Regions from separate parts of the Homo sapiens genome. Here region 1 is linked to region 2. Evidence: read pairs that join two places in POLR2A ChIA-PET (ENCODE). Cell type or tissue: PC-3. All regions are shown on one strand. Links, peaks and the distances in the headings refer to the core of each region. The heading gives the core; the rest is flanking DNA.

Region 1 (8,055 bases), core at 1,503-6,502, 220 kb before region 2:
TGATGTCTTCAGTGTGCATAACTTTTCATTTCCATAAACCCACCACTCACAAATCAATCAATTTAATCACATTATCACATTTATTAATATGAGATACATGAGTTTACCCTATAATTTCTTTGTGGCACATATTTTAGGTCTGATGGACCCAGCTTTTCCTGCAGTTACTATCTGAAAGATGCACATTAGGGATAGTTTCTAGCCTTCTATTCACTCTTAGTAATTTTGCACCAGGGATTCTTCATTACCACTGCATGTCATTAAGATGTCAGATATACTCCTCCTAATTGGCTGTACAACAGCCACATGTGCATATTTCAAATTTGAAATATTTTAAGCAGAACTCATCTTCTGTACCTCAATCTCACCCCTTTCCCTATTTCTCTACTTGCAAAATTTTCTCAATCACCTAAAATTGAATCTTTTAAGTCACCCTTGTCTTCTCCCTTTCCTTCAGCCCTGCAGAGGATCACCAAGTTTACCTCATTCTTCTGTCACCTAACAATAACTTCTGTGACACCCTCAAATTCCCAGCAGCTTAATAAAATAAAGGTAATCTCTCCCTCACCCAACAAATTCTGAATTATACTGTCAGATTAATATTTTTAAATATGGTTTTTGATTACCTCGTTTTCTTCAAAATTCTTCAACAATTAAGATATAGAAGAAAATTCCCCAAATCATGGTTTGGCATGCATGGTTAAAAACATCTTTTCAAACTTGCATTCCCAGCCTTATTTGTTACAATCTATGACACTGAGTAGGACATGTATTTTCTCAACTCCATTATTCAGTTTGCCAAACTGTTTAAGCTTGAAATACTCTGCCTCCAACTCCCTGTCTCACAGCCCAACTAAACTTCAGGATTCAACTCAAAGACTAGCTATGTCATTAATCCCTAATTTCCCCAGATGCATGCATTCTCTACTTCTCTAATGCCTAGAGCCCTTAAGTCACATTTCAACTATTTTCTACTTATCATGTGTAACCTTGTATTGAAGGTATTCCCAGATAAATTATAAAATACCTGATGGAAGAGATTAACCGCTAACTATTCTTGGCCTCCTCTCTTGTAACTCTTAAAACCAGTTCAGAATCTTGCTTAATGGATGTAAGAAGTGATAATTTGATAAAGAAGATATGAAAGAAATTTAACTCATGCCTTGAATTTGTATCAATACTTCATTGGAAAGAAATCATGTGCCATTTAGGTTATATTTAATATCTGCTCTGATAGTCATGAACCCTTGAGCTGATCAGTAAAATGTTTTCCAAGCAACAGCTCAAATATCCTGGATCTATTCCAAAATAAATTGAATTGGCAGGGTCAGTGGGAATCACTATGGTAACAGATGGATCCTTTAACTCTTGTAGTCACTTTGGTGTAGATTGGCATTTACATATCATGACAAAGCCCTGCTGCTGTCCATCAGGAGCAGGAGAAAGGTATATCAAGTCAGGGTAATTAACAGTAGCTGCTATGACAACAGACTCAAATAACCAGTAGCTTAATACAATAAAAGTTTATTTCTTGCTTATATCACAATCTAATGTAGATTGTGAAGTGCTCCTGAGTCTTTTAAGTGACTCAGAGAGCCAAGCTCTTTCTAACACATGATTTTGCCATCTTTGGATCCCTTTTTTTCTAGTCACATGAATGTAGGAGGGAGATTGAGACCAGGATCTTTTGTGAATTTTTAGAACGCAGGCCTCTAAGTAGCACACATCACTTTAGCTCATATTCTATCAACTAATTCTAGTCAGGTACTGCAAAGTAGGTTTGTAAATGGTGCTTTCCTATGTGCTCAGGAAAAGGAAATGGATTTGCTGAACATCTAGCCTATCTTTGCCATACCAAAGCTTCAGCACCTGAAGGAATTTGATATCTGGATCTGATGGTTATTATTCTGGAAGAAGGACCCTGAAAAGGCATTTGCCCTGGGTCTATTGGTAGCGGCAAAATTCTTTTAACATAAAATTCCTTCAAATAACCAGACCTTCTTTAGTAGAATTCCATGGCAGGGCTATGCTCAGTAATACCCAACAACTTTGCATTGGTATTCATTCTCTAGCTCAAATATGTCAGCTATGCGCCGTACATATCTATAGTCAGCTGCACCTTACCTATCCCACTTTATTTCTACCTATGTATAGTGTCTTCTCTCCTTGTTTTAATCTTCCTAATCCATTTCTGTCTGTGAACATGGCAGGCAAATTCTGAGACCCCCTCCAGAGGTAGAGGGTTTTGGGAATTAGAATGCCTTCTTTATTGATCACGGACAAATAGAAAACCTCTTCATGATGGACTCTTCTACTCCAGCTCCACTTCCCTATTTCCTCAGGCTATTCTCTCTACTTGGCCACTTACCCATACCACACTCGCTTACCCACAGGATACCCATGCTGTCTCCTCCAATTGCCCTTGGATACTCTGACCTGAACTGATTTCTCCTGTCCACAGACTTCCATGACTTACTCTTTGACTCACACATTCCAGTGATGTTTGATAATCAGACAATCTGCTTACAGCTCCATGGCAGTCAATGTTATCTGCTACAAAAAAGGCCAGTTCAAGTCCTGTCTTTGTCTAAGTCCTCTAGTGGCTTCATGTCTCAATTGAGTAAAAGCCAAAGTCAGCACAGTGGCCCACACAGCTTTCCAAGATCTCACCTTCTGTGACCTCTTTGACATTATCTTCTACTTGTTTCCCCAACTTACTTTGCTCCAGCCACTTTGGTCTCCCATCTGTTTCCTTACCTATGACAGTTCCCACACCTCTCCAGGCTTTATTCCTGTGATTTCCTTCTCCTGAAATCATCTTCTCCCTTAACGACTTGGGTCACACCTTCCTCACTTTCTGGGCTTTATACAAAGTTTCTCTCTTCAGTAAGGTCACCCTCCCCAACATTCTAAATCCTATCTCCCTGATTTATTTTTCTTCCAGTAATTATCACCATCTAATATAGTATATATTTCACTTATCTATTTTGTTTTACTCTGTCTCCCCTAACAGGAATGTATGTTCCACGAAGGCAAGAATTTTTGTCTGTTTTGTTTACTTCTGTAACTCCAGTATCTAAAATGCCTACTGATACATAGTAGTTATTCAATAAGTATTTGCTGAAGGGATAAATGACTCTTCTAGTTTTAATCTTTTAGTATATCTTTTATTCCTTAGCAGAATGTAGAGACCCTGAAGTTAAGTACTAGATCATATATTTGCCTTGTATTCCACTCCAGGGTTGCCCAATGTTGCAAAGGGCTTAATAATAATTTACTAATGTAATACACACACACACACACACACACACACACACACACAAACACACACACACACACATATTATGATGGAGTTTCATTCTTGTTGCCCAGGCTGGAGTGCAATGGTGCGATCTTGGCTCACTGCAACCTCTGCCTCGCGGGTTTAAGCCATTCTCCTGCCTCAGCCTCCCAAGTGTCTAGTGTTACAGGCATGCACCACCATGACTGGCTAATTTTGTATTTTTAGTAGAGACGGGGTTTCTCCATGTTGGTCAGGCTGGTCTCGAACTCGTGACCTCAGGTGATTTGCCCACCTCGGCCTCCCAAAGTGCTGGGATTACAGGCATGAGCCACTGTGCCCAGCCATTTATTATATTTTATAAGTCAAGATCTTTCACATCATTTCTTAGTGACCATATCTTTGATAGAAGGCTCTCCTGTCTTCAGTACCATGTCACAGCTGTGGGGACAGCGGTTTCTTTATTTAGTAGCCATCTGGACTAGGTGTCAGTTCTCTGTAATTTTTAAAGGTAGTGACACTGGCAATTACTGAAATGTCAAAACACTAGGCCAACCATGAGGGCTGTGGCAAAAACCTTCCCACATAGTTGTCATGGTGATGTGGGCAAACTCATATATAGCATCTGACACTCAGCCATAAAATTGAAATTAAAGTTAGCTTTTTATAATATCTTAGAGAATGGCACCTGTTATAAAACAGGTATACCGTACCAAAACACCTACATGCATATGAAGAATAAGGTTATGAATAGGCAGAGGAAACATCTGTTTTTTGTTTTTATATTAAATGTTATATTCTAGTAATATGCTGTAAATCATCATTCCTAGCCTAGATATTATTGGGATATATATTTACTAATACCACATATTGTATTTCTTTTCCACAACAACCTAAATGCAAATATTTTCTAAAGCACAATCGATTGTAAGTGTAAAGTTTTAATATAACATTTCTTGAGATCCTTTCATAGGATCTTTACCTATATCATGCCATTTTATCCCCATCATGACTCTAAAATATAATTATTGTCTGAGTTGTATAAATGAAGAAGGCAGGGCTAAGTAACTGGCCCCCGGTTACAGAGTGAGTGAATGGTGGAGCTGAATTTAACATAAGTGATCACTCCAAAGCTCTCACTCCTGTTCATTTCACAGCATGGCTTACCTGAGTCATCTGAGAGACTGGGAGAGAATGAATCACTGAGCAGCTCAAAAGGGATAAGCTTAGGGATTAAAAGCAGGAGGAGAAGAACATCCCTTTGTAAAGTAAATTTCCATTTGGTTACAGACATCAAAATCACAAAAGATATGAGAGATAAGGGACTTGGTTATTTGCTAGAATTCTTTGAAGCCTGAGAAATAAGTCTGAAAGAGGATTATTTTATGTTTTATAGATATATATGTATAAAAGGACAAATAGATATTTGTCCTTATACATTTCTGAACAGGTTTATTAAAGTACTATTGACATAGAATAAACTGCACATATTGAAACTGAACACTTTGATAAGTTTTCACACATGTATACTCTCATGAAACCACACAAAAGTCAAGATACTTAACATATCCATCACCTCCACGACGTTCCTCCCGCACCTTTGTAATCCATCACTCCCCATTCCCATCCCCAGGCAACCACTGATTTGCTTTCTGTCACTCTAGATTACTTTGCATTTTCTAAAGTTTCATAGAGATTGAATCACACAGTATGTACTTTTTTTTTTTTTTTTTTTGGCAGGATCTAACTCCTTCATCCTGGCTGGAGTGCAGTGGTGCAATCCTAGCTCACTGCAGGCTTAAGCGATCCTCCTGCCTCAGACCCCCAAGCACCTAGGACTATAGGTATGCGCTGTCACACCTGGCCAATGTTTCTATTTTTTTGTAGAGTCGGGGTCTCCCTATGTTACCCAGGTTGATCTCGAGCTCCTGGCCTCAAGTGATCCTCCTGCCTTGGCTTTTCTGGCTACTTAGACTCATAATTATTTTGATTTTTGCTGTGTTGTTGGGTGTATTAATTGGTCATTCCTTTATGTAGATGAGTAATATTCCATTACATGAATATATCACAGTTTGTGTATTCTTTCACCTGTTGGTGAATATTTAGGTTTTTTGGCGTTTGAGCTATTACAAATAACATCATTTTGAACATTATTCCTTAAATACTTAGGAGTAGAATGGCTGCACCACATGGTGGGTATATGTTTAACTTTTTAAGAAACTATCAAACTATTTTCCAAAATGGTTATAGCATTTTATATTCTCATCAACAGTACGTGAGAATATTTGTTCCTCAACATTCTTCCCAACATTTGATATGACCAGGCTTTATAATTTTATCCATACTAATAAGTGCATAGTGTTATCTTATTGTGGTATAAATTTTTGTTTTCCTAATGATTAATCATATTGAGCATCTTCTCCTGTACTTATCTGCAATCCTTATATCTTCTTTGATGAAATGAGTGTTCATCAATATTTTGAACAAGCATGTTTTGAATAGTCATTTTATCAAAGAAGATGTATGGTTGGCAGATAGGTATAGGAGATGCTCAATATCAGTAATCATTAGGAAAGTGAACATTTATACCACAATAAGATACCACTATGCACTTATTGGGTCATGTATCCTGTAAACACATAAACCACAAAAATTAAAAATGACTAAAAGAAATGGCTTTTCATTTTGCTCATTTTAAAAACTGCATTGTTATTATTTTTTAAGAATTTCTCATCTACCCCAATTATAGGTAAATTATATAGAAATTCTTCCAATCTGTGCCTTTTCTTTTCCATTCTCATTACAGAGCAAGTGTTTTTAATTTTGATGAAGTCCAACACAGTCATTTTTTCTTCTACTGATCGTGTTTTGCTGTCGCGTATAAGAAACCTTTTCTAACATAAGGTCATGAATGGGTTTTCATGTTTTCTTATAGATATTTTATAGTTTTAGGTTTCACATTTATATCTATAATTTTCATTTTTTGAGATGGATTCTTGCTTTGTAACTCAGGATGGAGTGCAGTGGTGCAATCATAGCTTACTACAGTGCTGAACTCTTGGGCTCAAGCAATCCTTCTGCCTTGGCCTCTCGAGTAGCTGGGACTATAGGCAGGCACTACTGTGCCCAATTACCTGACTAAATTTTTTTATTATTAGTTTTTGTAAAGAGGCAGGGGGTAGTTTCACTTTGTTGCTTAGACTGGTCTTGAACTCCTGGCCTATAATGATTCTCTTGACTTGGCCTTCCAAAGTGCTGAGATTATAAACACGAGCCACCGTAACTAGCTAAAATTAATTTTTAGTTAATTTTTATATACATTCATACATCACTTAATGACAAGGATATGTTCTGAGAAAGGTGCTGTTAGGCAATTTCATCACTGTTTGAACATCTTAGAGGGTGGTTATGCACAACCTACTAAATACATAAGCTATATGATATAGCTGGTTTCTCCTAAGCTACAAACCTGTACAGCATGTTACTGTACTAAATACTGTGGGCAATTATACAAAGGTGTAAGTATTTGTATATCTAAATGTAGACAAAGTACAGCAGAAGTGTGACATAAAAGGTTTTAAAATGGTATACTTCTATAGGATATTTACAATGAATAGAGCTTGCAGGACTGGAAGTTGTTCTGGGCAAGTCAGTGAGTGAGGGTGAGGGAATGTGATGGCCTAGGACATTACTGTATGCCACTATGACTTTATAAACAATACACCCTTAGGCTACACTAAATTTATAAAAAATATTATTTTTCTTTCTTCAAATTCACCATAGTTTACTGTAACATTTACTTTATAAACTTTTAATTTATTTTTAACTATTCAACTCTTTTGTAATAACACATAGCTTAAAACACAAGCACATTGTATAGCTGCACAAAATATTTTCTTCTTTATATTCTTATTCCATAATCTTTTCCTATTTTTTATTTTTTAAATGTTTTTGTTAAAAACCAAGATACCTACACACATTAGCCTAGGCATGCACAGGGTGAGGATCATCAATATCACTGTCTCCCACCTCCACATCTCATCCTACCAGAAGGTCTTCAGGGGCAATAACACACGGAGCTGTTATCTCCTATGATAACAATACTTTCTGGAACACCTCCTGAAGGACTTGCCTGAGGATGTTTTACAGTTGACTTTTTATTTCTTATAAGTAGAAGGAGTACACTCCCAAGTAATGATAAAAATATATAATAGTAAATACATAAACGTTATTATTTTCAAAATTATGTTGTATACATAATTGTATGTGCCATACTTTCATGCAATTGGCAGTGCACAGGGTTTATTTACATCAGCATCACCACACATATGAGTAATGTGTTGCACCATGACATCACTAGGCAACAATAATTTTTCAGCGCCATTATAATGTGATGAGACCATTGTTGTATATGTGGACCATCGTTTACTGAATCGTTATGTAGCACATGACTCTACGTTGCAAGGTGTAGACTGAATTTTGGTGGGGAGGAAGGGCACGTGGATATAAAAATTTTTCAGTAGCATTTGTTAAAAAGCTTATCCTTTGGCATTTAGATTATTTCCACCTCTTGGCTATTGCAGCTAATGCTGTGATGAGCATTGGGTACAGATACCTCTTTGATATACTGGTTTCATTTCCTTTGGATATATATCCAGAAATAGGATTGCTGTATCATAAGGTAGTTTTATTTTTAATATTTTTAGGAAACTCCATCCTATTTTCCATAATGGTTGTAACAATTTACATTTCTACCAACAGTATACAGGGTTCCC
Region 2 (8,055 bases), core at 1,767-6,766:
TACCTAGTAGACTACTTTATCTTTGAAATGTACCTGAACTCCACTTATCCAAAACTGAACTCATGATCTGCTCTTTACTTCATATCTGACATTTCCCAAAGACCTCAGTAAAGGTACTATCATTCCTATTGTTAACTTTTATCCCACATTACAAATTAATGACACTGAATAGCCCAGTAGAAGAAAATTATGGACATGCCTTTTTATTGCACTTGATTTTATTGTAACTCCACAGATATTGCATTTTTTACAAATTGAAGGTTTGTGGCAACTCTGTCCTACACATCTGTTGGCACTATTTTTCCAATGGCATGGTCTCATTTTGTGTAATTTTGTTAATTCTCACAATATTTCAAACTTTTTCATTATTATTATATCTGTTATGGTGATCTGTAATCAGCGATCTTTTTCGCTTATATTATTATTTCAATTTACATGATAATTGTACACATTTATGGCATACAGTGTGATATTTCCATAAATGTATACAATATATAAGGATCAAATCAGGGTAATAAACGTATCCGTCACCTCAGACATTTATTATTTCTTTGTGTTAGGAACATGCTACTGTTGTAATTGGTTTGGGGCATCACAAACTGTGCCTATATAAGACCGTAATGAGGGTGGTATGTTCTGATTGTCCTACCCACTGGCTGTACTTCCGTCTCTCTCCCTCTCCTCAGGCCTCCCTAACCCTAGAGACACAACAGTATTGAAATTAGGCTAATTAATAGCCCTACAATGGCTAAATGCTCAAGTGAAAGGAAGAATTGTAAGTCTCTAACTTTAAATCAAAAGCTAGAAATGATTATACTTAATGAGGAAGGTAAGGTGGAAGCAAATATAGGCCAAAAATTAGGCCTGTTGCAAAAAACAGCCAAGTTGTGAATATAGAGAAATGATAAGAAAGAGAAACAGCCTTATTGCTGATGTGGAGAAAGTTTTCATGGTCTTGATAGAAGATCAAGTCAGCCACAACATTCTTGTAAACCAAAATTCTAATCAAGAGCAAGATCTTAACTCTCTTTAATCCTATAAAGGCTGAGAGAGGGGAGGAAGTTACAGAAGATGTGTAAAGCTAGCAGAGGTTATTTCACGAGGTTGAAGACAGGAAACTGTCTCTGTAACATCAAAGTGCTGGGTGAAGCAGCAGGTGCAGACTGATAGAGAAGTTTCAACAACATATTTTCAATGCAGACAAAACAGCCTTTTTTTGGAAGAAGATGCCATCTAACACTTTCTCAGCTAGAGAGGAGAAGTCAAGGCCTTGCTTCAGATTGTCAAAGGACAGACTAACTCTTCTATGAGGAGATAATAAAACTGGTGACTTGAAGTGGAAGCCAACAATCATTTCCATTCTGAGAAGACTAGGAAACTTATGAATTATGTTACATGTATTACTGTGTTCCAAAAATGAAAAAAACAAAGCCTGGGTGACAACACATCTCTTTAAAGCATGGTTTACTGAATATTTTAAGTCTACTTTTCAGAATTACTACACACACACACACACACACACACACACACACATATATATATATACAAAAATCCTTTCAAAATACTACTGCTAATAATTGACAATGTGCCCGGCCAGCCAGGAGGTCTGATGGAGACATACATGGAGTTTAGTGTTGTTTACATGCCTGCTAACACAATATCCATTCTTCAGCCTATGAATCAACAAGTAATTTTGACTTTCATGTCTTATTATTTCTAAAATACATTTCATAAAGCCATAACTGTCATAGATGGTAATCCCTCAGATGGATATGGGCAAAGTAAGTTGGAAACCTTCTGGAAAGGATTCACCATTCTAGGTGTCATTAAGAACATTCATGAGTCATGAGAGAAGGTAAAAATATCAGCAACAGGAGTTTGGAAGAAGTGATTCCAACCCTCATGGATGACTTTGAGATGTTCCAATACTTCCAGTCAAGGAAATAACTGAAGATGTAGTGAAAAGAGCAGGAGAACTAGAATTAGAAAGTGAGTTCAAAGATGGGACTGAACTCCTACAATCTCATGATAAATCTTAAATGGATGAGGAATTGCTTCTTATAGATCAGCAAAGAAAGTGGTTTCTTGAGGCGGAATATACTCTGGTGAAGTTGCTATAAGCATTGTTGAAATGACAACAAAGAATTTAGAATATTACCTAAACTTAGTAGATAAAGCAGTGATAGAATTTGAAAGGACTGACTCCAATTTTAAGAGCAGTTCTAACGCGGGTAAAATGCCATCAAACAACATTTCATGCTACAGATAAATACCACTTCCTTTTGTGAAAGGAAGACTCATTTGATGTGGCAAACTTCATTGTTGTCTTATTTTAAGAAATTGCCACAGCCACTGCCACCTTCAGCAATTGCCACCCTAATCAGTCAGCAGCCATCAACATTGAGGCAAGACCCTCAACTAGCAAAAAGAATCTAACCCACTGAAGGCTCAGATGATCACTTGCTTTTTTTTTTTAGCAATAAAGTATATTTGAATTAAGATTTATATATTTTTAGACATAATTCTATTGTGCACTTATTAGGCTACAGTACAGTATAAACATAACTTTTTTTTTTTTTTTTTTTTTTTTTTTTGAGACAGAGTCTCGCTCTGTCGCCCAGGCTGCAGGACAGTGGCGCAATCTGAGTTCACTGCAACCTCTGCCTCCCGGGTTTGCGCCATTCTCCTGCCTCAGCCTCCAGAGTAGCTGGGACTACAGGCGCACGCCGCGACACCCGGCTACTTTTTTGTATTTTTAGTAGAGACGGGGTTTCACCGTGTTAGCCAGGATGGTCTTGATCTCCTGACTTCATGATCCACCCGCCTCTGCCTCCCAAAGTGCTGGGATTACAGGCATGAACCACCGCGCCCCCCCCCACTTTTTATATGAATTGGGAAAACAAAACATTTGTGTGATTTTTATTGTGATACTGTTTTATTGTGGTGGTCTGAAATCAAACGCACATTTTCTCCAAGGAATGCCTGTATACTTGTTTGAAAATGACTGAATTTGGAATAGACATTCTTGCTACATGTAAAGATAAAGAATAATATCTACCTCTGGGGAATAGCCACTATCATAGTTTGACTAGAAAAACTGTAATTTCATTGGCAAGGATATTTCTTACAGTAAGTTCTTATCATTTCCATTTTGAAAAATATTGATGTAGATTGACCTCTAAGAAATGCTTCTTATAATCCTCAAGTACTTTTGAAATTTAAGTACATTTCCTTTTTGTGGCTTTGTAATAATCATCGTAGTAAAGAATATTCTCAAATTATTCAAATAAAGTTAATTATAGATCAAATGAAACTATCTTTTCAGTTGTTAATTTGCTAAAAACTAGTTGTTTCCAAGTCTTATTTAAATTTCTAACTTTTAAATAATGTATTTCAAGTAATTCTTTCCCAGATCTAGAACAAGACAGTGTATTCATTCTAGAAAATAAGCCCCTTAAGAAATGCCATTACTGTTCAGATTATTGATCTCAGCCTGCTGTCAGAGCCAAAGTGTTTAGCAAGACTATTTCAGGGACCTGAACAGGATATTTTTATTGGCAATGAGACAGCAGATTACCCACAGCTCAAATGGAAAGACCTAGTGGTGAGGTGTGTATCATTCTAACATTCTATTGATGTGCAGCACAGATGGTGAGATGTGCTGATGGATGAGGTTGTCTCAGCAGCAGAGTTGTCTTAGTCCTGCCAAGCACTTAAGTTGAACGACCTATTAAACATGGTTGACCTAAGGCAGTTGGAGATATTTATAAGTAACTACAGCTATTAAATGTGGACCTTCTAGTAGGCTCTAAATATAGCCTTTTTTTTTTTCCACATAGCTTTGACTTCTAGTTCCTAAAGCCATTCATTCAAGTTGAATTGGGGAAGAGAAGGAGCAAAAAGAGAGATTTTCAGAATATCTGTAAACAAAATAACACTAGAATACTGAAAGAAGTTATAGCGTGAACTAAATAAAAATTTTCAGGAGGTAGCACTGATATAAAATACTAATTAAAATTAAAAATTTGAATTATCTAAAATTTTAAAAAAATAAACTCAGGTTCTATGTAGAACCTAGGGTTTGCTATCAAATAATAACTTCCCCTCTGTTTCTACTCTACAGAAGACAAGTTAGTAGAAAAGTACACTGGATTATAAGTTATGGTAGTTGGGTAATTGTGTCATCCAAATTTTGGAGGTATCAGTTTCCTCATTTGTAAAATTAGAGTTAGTAGATGTAAACTTTTTCTTACAAACTATTAACTTTTGCTTTTCTGTTCCATTTCACACATCAATATTTATTGAGTCTTACTTAGAACTCCTGTGTATAAAATAGAATAGTACTTAATATTTAGGTTGTTCTTAGATATGGGTTTTTTCATAACACTTATATGACCTTCTATCTAACTTATCTGTAAGTATCATAAGGGCAATAATTATTGTTTTTTTGCTCATTGATTTATTTCAAGCACTTTTACATATAGTAAACACTCAACATTTGTCAAATAATGATTAAATGAAACAATACATGTAAAGTGCTTAGCACAGTAATTGGCACAAAGTATTTGATAAATGGTCCTATAAATGGTTCTGATAAGTGGTTTTATTAACACCCACAGTGCCATCTCACTAAGATAGTTGGAAGAAGTTAGGATATTTCAAAGAGAAGTTGGAGAGTACTGAGGACCACACTGTTGTTCCCAAATATTTGAAAGAGCATCACGTTACTTTTAAAGAAAAAAAAACATGGGCCAAGAGGCAGAAACTGCAGGGAGACAGTTTTAAAATTTGGAGTAAGGAAGACCTAACAAAACTGCTCAAAAATGAAATGAACTGATGTTCAAGTAAATGTCAAATTACTAAATAGCCAGTTAATGTGGGGATAAAAAAAATCTAACTAGAGGCTATAAATTTAGTATTCCATGAATTAAATGATATGGAAAGAACTCTATGTTTATCATATACAAAATAGATTTTAAAATACCCAAAATATAAAATTTTGCAATGCTTCTGGAAATAAAATCATACATGGAAAATGGCAAATATTATAAAAGCCAATCTATTTACTTAGTGTACATGGGATCAAAGAACATTTGCTTTTTGGCAAATACACCATATGACTGAAAACAAATGCTGCTGATTTTTCTTATTAATGCTGGCAAATGGAGCAGATAGGAATCGTGGAATTCTTTATTCCCTATCAGAAAAACAGAACTACTTAAAGCTAGATTTTTTTTCTTTTCTGTTATTTTTACTGCAGTGGTAACACTGCACTTCAGAATACAGTATAAGAATATTGGCAGTTGGCATGTTTGTGGGTTGTATGAAACTAACTGGTACATCATTCCTGCCAACTAGCGACGATTTTGACAAAATATATGACATTGATAAAAAAGGAATCTCACTCAATATCATTTTTATTGAAGGATGTGTGGCCTCATACCAAAATAGCCCCATCAATCTATTGCCATCAGATCGGACAGAAAAGAATTGGGTACATAAAATGGCTGTCATAAAATGTATCCCAGCTGGAGCTAAGTCTGATCACAGACGGTCAGTTAAGCATTTGGAAAATGAAGGAAGTACATTTCCCTTAATAAGCCATCAAAAGTTAATAACAAGTGACTTGGCTCTCTATTTGGGGCAGAAATCCTGAGAAAGATGCAGTGGATTCTAAGGTTTTTGCTGTTCTTTACACTGGCTACGTGTTAATAAAAAGATATATGGTACATAATGTTTTAAAGGTATGCAATGAAGAAGCAGCTTCCCTACCACTTATAAGTTCCAGTGTTACCATCTCAGAAGTGCACCTCATTCACACATTCAAAACTACGATGTTGTCTTACTAATTATGATAGTTAATTTTATGTGTCTAGTGCCTGGGCTATGAGTGCCCAGACATTTTAACAGACATTAATCTGCCTGTGTCTGTGAGAGTGTTCTGGATGAAATTAACATTTGAAGCAGTAGACTGAGTAAAGCAGATTGCCCTCTCTAATATGGATGGACTTCAAACAATCAACTGAAGACCTGAATAGTATTAAAAGGCTAAGAGGTAATGTTTTTTGCCTGATAGCATGAGATGGACATCGGTCTTTTTCAGTCTTCAGACTTGGACTGAAACATTGGCTCATCTTGAATTGCAAGCCTACCAACTTTCAGACTGCAAATTAATATTATCAACTTTCATAGTTCTAAGACCTTTGGACTTGGATTGAAACTACATATTGGCTCTCTTGGGTCTTTAATCACATGAACCAATTCCTTGTAGTAAATATCATATGTGTATATATATATATACACACACACATATGTATATACACACACACACAAATTTATACATACACATATATATGTGTGCAGGACACATATATGCATATTTTTTATTATATATGTATATACTTTTGGTTTTATTTCTCTGGAGAATTTGACTAATACACTGATTCAGCCACAACAACAGGGAATGTGCTGAGTTGTGTCAATCAAGTGAATTATCCAGATAATTAAAGTCAATCTCTGTAGAAGCTGGTATTTTGGTATCTTGTCTAGAAACAATGTAGGTCACCAGGCACCTACATTTTTGTGATATAAAATAACAAGCCAATTTTCTAATGCTTTAAAAATGTGCTCTGAAAGCAATCCCTCATTTTCAAACCCAAAATTCTATGATTCAACATTATAAACCAAGCTCATGTAGTCATTCTCAAAATCAGCTTTAAAAGCAACTATGAGTTTGAGTCATGTTTACTTTCCAAGTGAATTACTCAAGCATATAAAAATCCATTTCATTACCTTACAGTCATGGTTTTTAGGACTTAAAGATGCATCATCTTCATTTGTTGATTCCTGTTACTATTAATCAGCACATGGCGGATCTACTTATTTTCCATGATTTTCTCCAGGCACAGGTGCGTTATGAAATTTAAGCTCTATTTCCACTGCACAGATTAAGCTTTGAAAGAATTTTTTATCATACACTAAAAGCTACCCTTCAGTGCTGCCAAATTCCTGGTATTAACTCCATGTAAATTTTCTTATTATCACTCACCTGCCCAGAAGCAGAAATTCTCCCGCTAGACCCAGGCGCCTCATGGCCATCAGCAGACCTCTCACCGTCATGCCCTCACAGAAGCAGGCCACCACCCGGGCCTTGGGCAAGTGACTTGTGAGCTTCTTCAGCAGCTTATCAAAGCTCTGCTCCCCTGCATTACTGTAGATTTTGTAAGAGTGGGCGATGCAAATCCCTTCCTTCGCTGACATATCTTTGAAGGCTTCCATCCCACTTTCTCCATAGTTGCCTGTGTGAAAACATAGATAAGCAGAGGGATAGTGAAATGAGAGTGTTGCATTAATTGGGTATAATCAGAATGCAGGTGTTAGGAGCATGAAAGTCATTGGTATGGGACTTGCAACCTGAAGACCTGAATTTTGGTTTTTGCTCTTTTGCCGAATTGCTTATTTTGGGCAAATTACAATTGAACCACATTATATATGCATTGATCATTTATATTTTCACTGTGATGGAGAGAATAATATAAAAAGTGTAAGCAATTCATCATCCTTTTATGACTCAAAATAGCTCTTATTCTAAATATGAGCTGATGGAAATATTTATCTGCTATTTTTTTGCATTCTATCTCACTTCCCTTTACTTCTCATTAATGACAATTTCATCCCACTGAGATTTTTGTATTTAAAGATATAGTACATATAAGTAATACATGTAGTTTATATAGTATAGATGTTGCCATATAAATATTTTATAAAGTATTATATTATATATAATATTCAGTATATTATATACTTATAATCATGAGAATTTATGGTTTGGTCTTAATTGAAAAACTGAGATCCTTGCTTAAGATTTAGTCTTGTCGCAGGTGAATGTGTAAACTTATGAAAAACATTTACAGTTTTATCCTATACAACCATGGGGAAGTTATTGATAAGGAAAAAAAGTTCAAAGTCTTTTGCAAAATTTGGGGACTAAGGACAAATGTTAGTCTTTAAAAATTAATGAAAAGGGGATTAATATTGACAGTCAGCTATATGCCA

Evidence for each region. Peaks named below come from ENCODE experiments on the same cell type or tissue, not always from the same donor. Only the 100,000 strongest peaks of a DNase experiment are listed, where the experiment ranks them.
Region 1: POLR2A ChIA-PET joins it to region 2 with 6 read pairs; 2 of 35 experiments call an interaction of 5 or more read pairs at or near these places.

What each region holds. Positions count from the first base shown.
Region 1 is chr11:88,627,252-88,635,306 of GRCh38, forward strand. The region is part of intron 4 of GRM5 (glutamate metabotropic receptor 5); the gene reads right to left. Among named protein-coding and RNA genes, the nearest start is that of GRM5-AS1, 130 kb to the left of the region's middle. In PC-3, for the core only: no CTCF peak of the experiment used is centred there; a DNase peak (open chromatin) is centred at 4,460.
Region 2 is chr11:88,842,858-88,850,912 of GRCh38, forward strand. It overlaps GRM5 (glutamate metabotropic receptor 5), which reads right to left. Exons shown (of 10, transcript NM_001143831.3): 3 at 7,049-7,298. Among named protein-coding and RNA genes, the nearest start is that of GRM5, 220 kb to the right of the region's middle. In PC-3, for the core only: no CTCF peak of the experiment used is centred there; a DNase peak (open chromatin) is centred at 6,744; H3K27ac peaks cover 1,053 bases.